2 separate regions of the Homo sapiens genome follow, and region 2 is linked to region 1. Evidence: chromatin contacts called from ENCODE Hi-C or POLR2A ChIA-PET data. All regions are on one chromosome and are shown on one strand. Each heading gives the region's core, a stretch centred on a gene start or an enhancer-like site at or near the end of the contact. The rest is flanking DNA. Distances are from core to core; before and after follow the strand shown. Region 1 holds the start of PLEKHO2 (pleckstrin homology domain containing O2). Region 2 holds the start of HACD3 (3-hydroxyacyl-CoA dehydratase 3).

What was found. Hi-C counts contacts between places; a loop is a spot of excess contacts on that map. ChIA-PET counts read pairs that join two places held with the same protein, here RNA polymerase II (POLR2A). Pooled maps may share reads with other maps.
Region 2: a pooled map shows a loop between it and region 1 (3-fold over the local background). The contact joins the promoter of HACD3 here to the promoter of PLEKHO2 in region 1. A Hi-C loop is called at or near these places in 1 of 50 pooled maps. POLR2A ChIA-PET finds 5 or more read pairs at or near these places in 2 of 52 experiments (MCF 10A and WTC11).

The regions. Positions count from the first base shown.
Region 1 is chr15:64,840,183-64,844,198 of GRCh38, forward strand. It overlaps PLEKHO2 (pleckstrin homology domain containing O2), which reads left to right and starts at 1,733. Exons shown (of 6, transcript NM_025201.5): 1 at 1,733-1,846. The coding sequence starts at 1,835. It also overlaps a transcript of LOC124903508 not described here. RefSeq lists silencers at 1,256-1,575, 1,586-2,025 and enhancers at 1,833-2,356, 2,389-2,940, 3,989-4,016.
Region 2 is chr15:65,528,338-65,532,353 of GRCh38, forward strand. HACD3 (3-hydroxyacyl-CoA dehydratase 3) reads left to right here and starts at 2,126. Exons shown (of 11, transcript NM_016395.4): 1 at 2,126-2,381. The coding sequence starts at 2,295. RefSeq lists an enhancer at 450-950 and a silencer at 1,989-2,208.

The sequences.
Region 1 (4,016 bases), core at 483-2,982:
CTCCCTTCTCTCTCTCTCCCTTTTTTTTTTTGACAGAGTTTCACTCCTGTTGCCCAGACTGGAGTGCAATGGCGTGATCTCAGCTCACTGCAACCTCCGCCTTTCGGGCTCAAGCGATTCTCCTGCCTCAGCCGCTCAAGTAGCTGGGATTACAGGGATGCACCACCTCGCCTGGCTAATTTTCTATTTTTAGTAGAGACGGGGTTTCTCCACGTTGGTCAGGTTGGTCTGAACTCCCGACCTCAGGTGATCAGCCTGCCTCAGCCTCCCAAAGTGCTGGGATTACAGGTGTGAGCCACCGCTCCCAGCTCTTTCTTTTCTTTCCTTCCTTCCCTCCGTCCTTCCTTCCTCTCTCCTTCCTTGTTTCTTTTCTTTCTTTCCTTCCTTCATTTCTCTTTCTTTTCTTTTTCTTTCTTTCCTTTTTTCCTTCCTTCCCTCCCTCCTTCCTCTCTCTCTCCTTCCTCTCTCTTTCTTTTCTATTCTTTCTTTTTCTTGACCAGTGTGATAATATCAGCCTCAATTTTCTTCATTCCTTTAGCTAAAGGATCCCAGGCCTAGGCATGAGGGAGAAGTGTACCTGCATCTCCTTCCCCCTTGGCCTGGGAGCCCCAGGCTGCCCTTTTCCGTACAGGGCTGGAAGTAGCCTGGGAGCCTGAGGGCTGGCAGAAGGCCGTGAAAGGGGAGCTTGGTCGCTGGCACAGCCGCTGCTATGGCAGCCAGAGCCGAAGAAGGTCACCATTGATCTCACATGCACTTAATTTTCCCTTCCTTGGCATGGGACGGGGTTGACCAGGAGAGCTAAGGGGGAGTATGCGTGTGTGTGTGAGAGGGGAGCGGTGCTGCAGGCTGCGATGCAGCCAGTTACTTTCTCTCTCTGGGCCTCAGTTTCTCCAATGTAAAATGAGGGCGCATGGTATAACTAAAATCATTACTCTCTGCTGGTCCCCACACTCCCACTCTCCAGTAAGGCTGTCAGGGCTGCAAGCTCACCGCGGGATCGGGGGGATGGTCGACCCTCAGATACGGGAGGGATTGAGCGATGCCCAAGGAGAGCAGGAGAACACTGCGCTTGGAGACCCCTGAGAGCCAGGGGCGGGCCGCCCCCTAAAGGGACCCCGGAGTCCCGACTCTCAGCTCCAGCTCTTCCTGTGACACCACCCTCCGGACAGAGACCCAAGCTCCAGGCCCGGCCCCGCCCAGAGGTTCCAGGGAGAAGACCAGGCCACCGCCCACTGCCCGGCGTCGGGGAGGAAAGAGGAGGAGCCTCTGTGTGCCCACATCTCTGGCCGCCCAGGGCAGCTCGGCTCGGTCTCGCAACCCCAGCCCACTGGTTCGGGAGACCTCAAAGGCTCCACCGCCAGCGCCCCCAGCGCTCACTGTGTGCGCCCCACCCCAGCCCTGCCTGCGCGCCGCTCCCGCCACCCTCGCCTCAGTCTCTGGGCCGGAAGCCCCCTCTCCTCCCCCGCCGCAGCCCCCTCCTAGTCCCTCTCCCTCCGCCGATGCGGGAAACCTTCTCCGCCCCGTCCCGCCCTCTTCCTCCAGTTGCATCTCCGCCCGGCTCCTCCGTCCAGTCTCCAACCCAGGCCCCGCCCCTCCCCACCCATTTCCCGCCCTGGGCCGGGCCCCCGGCCCCACCGCCCCCTCCCCGGCCCCGCCCCGGCCCCCGGAAGCCTCACCCCGCCCCCGGCCCCGCCCCCCCGAAGTTTCTTGGGCCCCCGGCAGCCGGCGGGACAGAACGCGGAGAGTCGCCGCCTGGCCGGGCGTAGACGCGGTGGCAGAGCCCGCGCGGCGCTGGAAGCGAGTGGCGGAGCGGCGGGACCTCGGCGGACTCGCCATGGAGGAGGAGGTGAGGGCGGGGCCCGGCGGGGCGTTGGGCTGGGGTCCTCGAGCCCCTCACGGGGATTGCGGTCCTGGGCTCAGGCCCTCGTTCCTGCCCGCCCCACTCCCGCCAGTCTCACCTCAGGAAGAGCCTGGGCAAATGGGGCAGGGGCGAGGGGCTGGATCCATATCGGGGACTTCGCAGACCGCGTCCTCCTTCATTCTCGCTGACTTTCTCACCAGTTGTGGGGCGTCGTGGTTGTTACCGTTCCCATTGGATTGACCAGGAGACTGAGACTCCAGCGAGATTGATGACTTGCTGAAAGTGGCCTGGGTGACTGGGCTCGAACCCCGATTACCGTGGTCGGATCCTGACTCTCTCTCTCTCTCTGTGTGTGTGTGTGTGTGTGTGTGTGTGTGTGTCGGATCCTGACTGTGTGTGTGTGTGTATGTGTGTGTTGGGGGGTTCCTGTCTCAAGGATCGGATCCTGACTCTGTGTGTGTGTGTATGTGTGTGTTGGGGGGTTCCTGTCTCAAGGATGTGACCATGCTTTGGTGGCAGGAGGATTGGAGAAGTTGCTTTTTTCTCCCTTGTATAAGTCTCTGTATCTTTTCCCCCACTCTCTCCCCGCTCCACATCCATCTGAGCAGCTAGCTGTAGGGAAGGAATCGGGAGTCCGGCCCACCTAGGGTCTGATCTTAGTCCCTGCCTTCCCCACCCGAGGGCTGGACCAACTGTGTCCCTGGAGCCTCCTTCTAACCACTCAAAACACTCTTGGCCTGGGATTGGGTCTTGCCCCTGCCCCTGCCCTTTACTTGCAAACTCAGTTCTGCCAGCAGCCGCTTTATCCGAGGGTCCAGCACGCAGCAAGCACTTAATATATGCCTGTGGAATGATTAAGTTAAAATGAGGGGCCTGTTGGGTCTAGAGGAAGGTGAATTTGTTTCTTATCCCCTGAGGGGGTCCCAGCTTCAGCCCCTCTCAGCCCAAGGGAAGGGGCATGTCTTTGCCTCCTTGGATGGGGAGGAAAGATGAAGTTCTCTGCCTTGGGGGAACCCTGGCCAGCTGGGAAGCCCTGAGTGGACCGGACTGCCTGTGTCCCTTCAGTGCCCACCTCCCACTTTTCCAGGGCCATGGATAGGAGCAGCTAGTGGTCCGTCAGGGCTCCCTCTAGGCCAGGCCCTGCCTTTCTGTGGGATGGTAGATAAGTCACTTCCCCTCTCAGCCTTCATTTCCTCTTCTACAAAATATAGTGCCTGTCCTCCTCATACTCCTGGCCTGACAGTGGCCGGTTCTCTCAGTGGGTGAAGGTAGGGGGCAAAGTCAGGCCTCTGTGATTTGCTGCGGTTTCTTTCTGGCTGTTAGGTGGGGCTGCCATCTGCCTGCCCCAGGCCCCTGCTGCAAGGGCTGGGCTCTCTGGCCAGGGCCCCTCCCCTGCTCCCAGAGGATGTGGGTCAGGATTACTCCATCTCCTGATCTGCGCTGGCCCCTGATTAAGGGAAGTTCTCCGGACACCTCCTGGGCCCGGCTCAGCTCTGTACACCCTTGGTCCTGAATCTCTCACATTGTCACTTTCTTTTCTTTTTTTTTTTTTTTGAGACGGAGTTTCGCTCTTGTTGCCCAGGCTGGAGTGCAGTGGCGAGATATTGGCTCACCGCAACCGCCACCTCCTGGGTTCAAGCAATTCTCCTGCCTCAGCCTCCTGAATAGCTGGGATTACAGGCATGCACCACCACGCCTGGCTAATTTTGTATTTTTAGTAGACATGGGGTTTCTCCATGTTGGTCAGGCTGGTCTCGAACTCCTGACCTCAGGTGATCCGCCTGCCTCGGCCTCCGAAAGTGTTGGGGTTACAGGCATGAGCTATTGCACCCAGCCTATATTGCCACTTTCTGACTCCTAGATGCCCAAAGCTCTCTAAATATCTGGGCCATCTAAGTTCTTGTCCACTTTACCCAAGCCCCTGCAAGCCTCACCCCCACAGCAGGGGCTTCCTTTCCCTACTCCCCTTTGGCATCCCTAACTCTGCTTTCCTCCCACTTCTCCCAGTAGCTTCCGCTTGTTGCACTAGGCCTCAGTGCCCATCTTTGTTTCTCTAAAACACCTCTTAGGTCATAGCCACATGCTCTGCCCCATGATCCCAGGCCATCTTCATCATCTCTTTCACATGGCTGCTTTCAGCCCTCCTGCTAGCTTT
Region 2 (4,016 bases), core at 876-3,375, 690 kb after region 1:
AAAAATATTTTATCGTTAAAATTCAAGACTGTCAACGTCACTGCTTTCATCAACTCATTCTTGGCAGATTGCATTGGTCTCCCATTGCTTTGCCTACTACCAATTCCTCCTCCTCTCTGACAGGTCTTTCTTGCTGAGCACATTTGATTTTACTAATCTCCAGGTTAACAAACTTCCTTGGCTCCCATGTGTCTGTGGGATACAGTATAGGCACCTCAGTGAAGCAAACAAAGACTTTCCTAATGCACCCTCTGCCTTTCCAGATTCAGGGCGACCTCTCTCCTCTATGCCTTTAATCCCTAGCAGCAGAACCTCCTTCCACAACCCTCTCTCTTTTTTAAATTTTAAGACAGGGCCTCACACTGTCACCCAAGCTGGAGTGCAGTGGCGCGATCTCGCCTCCTGGGCTTAAGCAATTCTCCCACCCTAGCCTCCCGAGTAGCTCGGACCCCAGGGGCGCGCCAACCACGCCCTGCTAACTGTTGTATTTTTTGTAGAGACAGTGTATTGCCATTTTTCCCAGGCTGGTCTCAAACTCCTGGGCTCCAGCGATCCTCCCGCCTCGTCCTCCCAAAGTGCTGGGATTACACGCGTGAGACGCTGCACCTGGTCCACATCTTTTCACCTGTGAACGAAGCAAGCGCCCTGTGCTTCCACGGCCTACCTGGTTCTTACTCAGTCAAATTCCTACTCGCATTTCACCATCCCGTTCTCAAGGGTTGGCTCTCAAATGTCTGACAATGGTTCCCACGGCCCTCAGTTCCTATCATCATAAACTCTTTGTGAGCTCAGCACATTCATTATATGAAAACTCTCTATATTTTATTCTGTCCACTCTTGAGCTAAATGTTTCCAGAGAGCTAGCAGAATTTGTTTTCAGCGTTAGATCCCTCTGCTAAACAAACGGGTGCTAATAGAATCACTTTGCTAAATAAATGGGAGCTAACAGGATTGAATATGAGTTCCATTTTTGTCCCAGAGTTCTAGTTTTCATATAAATATTTCTTCCCATTAAATTCTTCTCTGCAGAAGAACTTGGGGATGAAACCCGATACAGACAAGACAGCTTAAGTAAGACATAAATGAGTGTTGTCTCTAGTTTGAGTTTCCTATTTTTTTGAGACAGTCTCCTGCACTGTCCAATAGAATAGCCACCAAAAATATGGATATTTAAGTTTAAATTAGAAGTGAATAAAGTTGGCCGGGCGCGGTGTCTCACGCCTATAATCTCAGCACTTTGGGAGGCCAAGGCGGGCGGATCACCTGAGGTCGGGAGTTCGAGACCAGCCTGACCAACATGGAGAAACCTCGTCTCTACTAAAAATACAAAATTAGCCGGTGGCGCATGCCTGTAATCCCAGCTACTCGGGAGGCTGAGGCAGGAGAATCACTTGAACCCGGGAGACAGAGGTTGCGGTGAGCCGAGATCGCGCCATTGCACTCCAGCCTGGGCAACAAGAGAGAAACTCCGTCTCAAAACAAAACAACAACAACAACAAAAAAAAAACAGAAGTGAGTAAAATTGAAAATTCGGTTATTCAGTTCAAGTACTCAAAAGCCTCATGTGGCTAGTGGCTACCGTATTAAAGAGCGCAATGTGCAATATTTCCATCATCACCTACAGTTTTATTGGGCAGCGCTGCCCTGGTCTTTATTTTCCCTTGTTGGAACGCTCTTCCACGCTGCTCCCACACCATGTCCCCTATCACCATTATTATCCTCATTTCATCTGTAATTACTTGCATCTTTTAATAGGCTGGGAGTTCTAAGACAGAAGGGACTGTGTCTCACTTCTGTTGTTCCAGTGTTTAGCTTTGAAACCCAGGCACACAGTAGGTACTCAGTAAACAGAATGCGAAGGACCGTCCAGAGACACCAGTCCCAAACCCTTTTCCAGGCTGATCGGTCCCCCATAAGTCTCCAGCCTTTTTTATTTTAAAGCTTATTTTAAAGCATGTCCCTGAAGACGAGTGGGGAGAGCAGACCACCCGCTGATTCCAATTCCCTAGGCGGCCGCGGCGAGCTGCGGCGTCTCTGTGCCCCGGCCTGCCCCTATCCCGCCTGCGCCCCGCCCCCGCCCGGCTCGCGCCAAGGCCCGCTGCTGGCGCCGCCGCCATCCCGGCGCGTCACTGCGCAGGCGCGGCCCGCGAGCGTGGGGTATCTCGAGGTGCCGGGTTGCAGGCGCTCAGGAGCGCTAGGGTTTGAGGCCTGCTTTCTGCTCGCGCCAGCAGAGCACTACCTGAGGCAGCGAGGCGCAGCGAGCCTAGCCTCCCCGCGCCCTGGGCAGTGTGGCCATGGAGAATCAGGTGTTGACGCCGCATGTCTACTGGGCTCAGCGACACCGCGAGCTATATCTGCGCGTGGAGCTGAGTGACGTACAGGTAAAGGCCGGGTCGGGCGGCGGGAAGCGCGCGGGATCGCGGCTCCGGGTACCCGCCAGGACCCCTGCCCCCTTTGTCCGCGTGCGCGCCGGAGAGCCTGCAGTGCGCCAACAAGGTCGGCGACGCGGTGCGCTTACGGCGTGCTGGCGCTTTTCGAGGCTCATCTGCAGATCTCGGGCCGGGGGCACAACCCCCCGAGGGCTGCAGGAACCTTCGGGTCCCCAGAGAGCTCGGCCTGGGCCTCTCAGGCTACCCCGGGCCTCTTCTTTGTTCGCAGTCGGCGGCCTTCATGGAGCCCAGGCCCGGCCCTGGCTGCCTGGCCGTCGGGGTTCGAGTTGGCTGGGGCCCTTCGAGATGTGGGATGAGCTTGTTGGGTCAGGGGTGCGGTTGTGACAGCGGCTTGCTGGGCCGTAGCTGAATGCCTGCCGCTGGCCTGAGAGGTCCAGCCAGGCCCCTCGGACGTTACTGAGGCTGGGCGCTGCCGGAGGTGGGGGAGGGGGAGGGGTGGGGGGCCACACCCACCTCGCAACCGTTCAGTGATGGAAATCATTCTCATTACTTTTAATTTTAAAATTCACAAGAGCTGGAGGAAGTGATTTCCCCCTCTGTTCTGAAGGTTGTGAGCTCAGGTTTGCTGAGTTGCACAGAGAACTTAAAAAGTTCTTAAGTTACATTAAGCATTTCTGTTTGAGCTCCTTGGCCCTTAATGTAAGCAAGCTGAAGGCACGTAGTAGTGGAGACTCCAGGACCTGTGTATCCTCATGTCTCTGTCCAAACTAAAGATTCTGGGCTTTGAGAAACTGGAATTTTCATTCTGGAAGGTTCTTTCTTTCTTTCTTTCTTTTTTTTTCTTTTCTTTTTTTTGAGACGGTGTTTCGCTCTTGTCGCCCAGGCTGGAGTGCAATGGCGCGATCTCGGCTCACCGCAACCTCTGCCTCCCGGGTTCAAGGGATTCTCCTGCCTCAGCCTCCCGAGTAGCTGGGATTATAGACGCGTGCCACCATGCCCGGCTAATTTTTGTATTTTTAGTAGCGACAGGGTTTCACCATGTTGGCCAGGCTGGTCTCGAACTTCTGACCTCAGGTGATCCACCCGTCTCGGCCTCCCAAAGTGCTGGGATTACAGGCATGAGCCACCGCGCCCAGCCTCTGGAAGGTTCTTTCTACAGTCATTCTTATTGGAAACTTCTCCTTAACATCTATGGCACTTTGTCATCTCTTTCACTCCATTTAACTCTCTCTGCCTCTGAACAGGCATCTGCTTGGATCACCCGTGGATCCGGTAAAATGTAGGTGCTTTCTGAGTGTCGACTTGAATTTATTGAATTTAATATAATCTTTGCTTCTGGAATATAAACAGTTTTCCTGTTGAAAGATGAAGACAGTAGTGGCCAGAATGCCTTTAAATAGGCTATGACATTGCATGGTGTGTCGTTTAATGTGTTCATCCAGACTGAGGCTATACTTTTGGGTCAGAGTATGAGTAAATGTTCTGTGCTGTCTCCCTCTACTGCTCCACGGTGGTTTAATAGAATAGGAAAAAACAAACAAAATCTTTTGTAGATGGGGATCAAAGTCCCCGTCTAGAGAGGGTTCTTCCAGCAGTCAATAAAAAAGTACGGAACAGGCCAGGTGC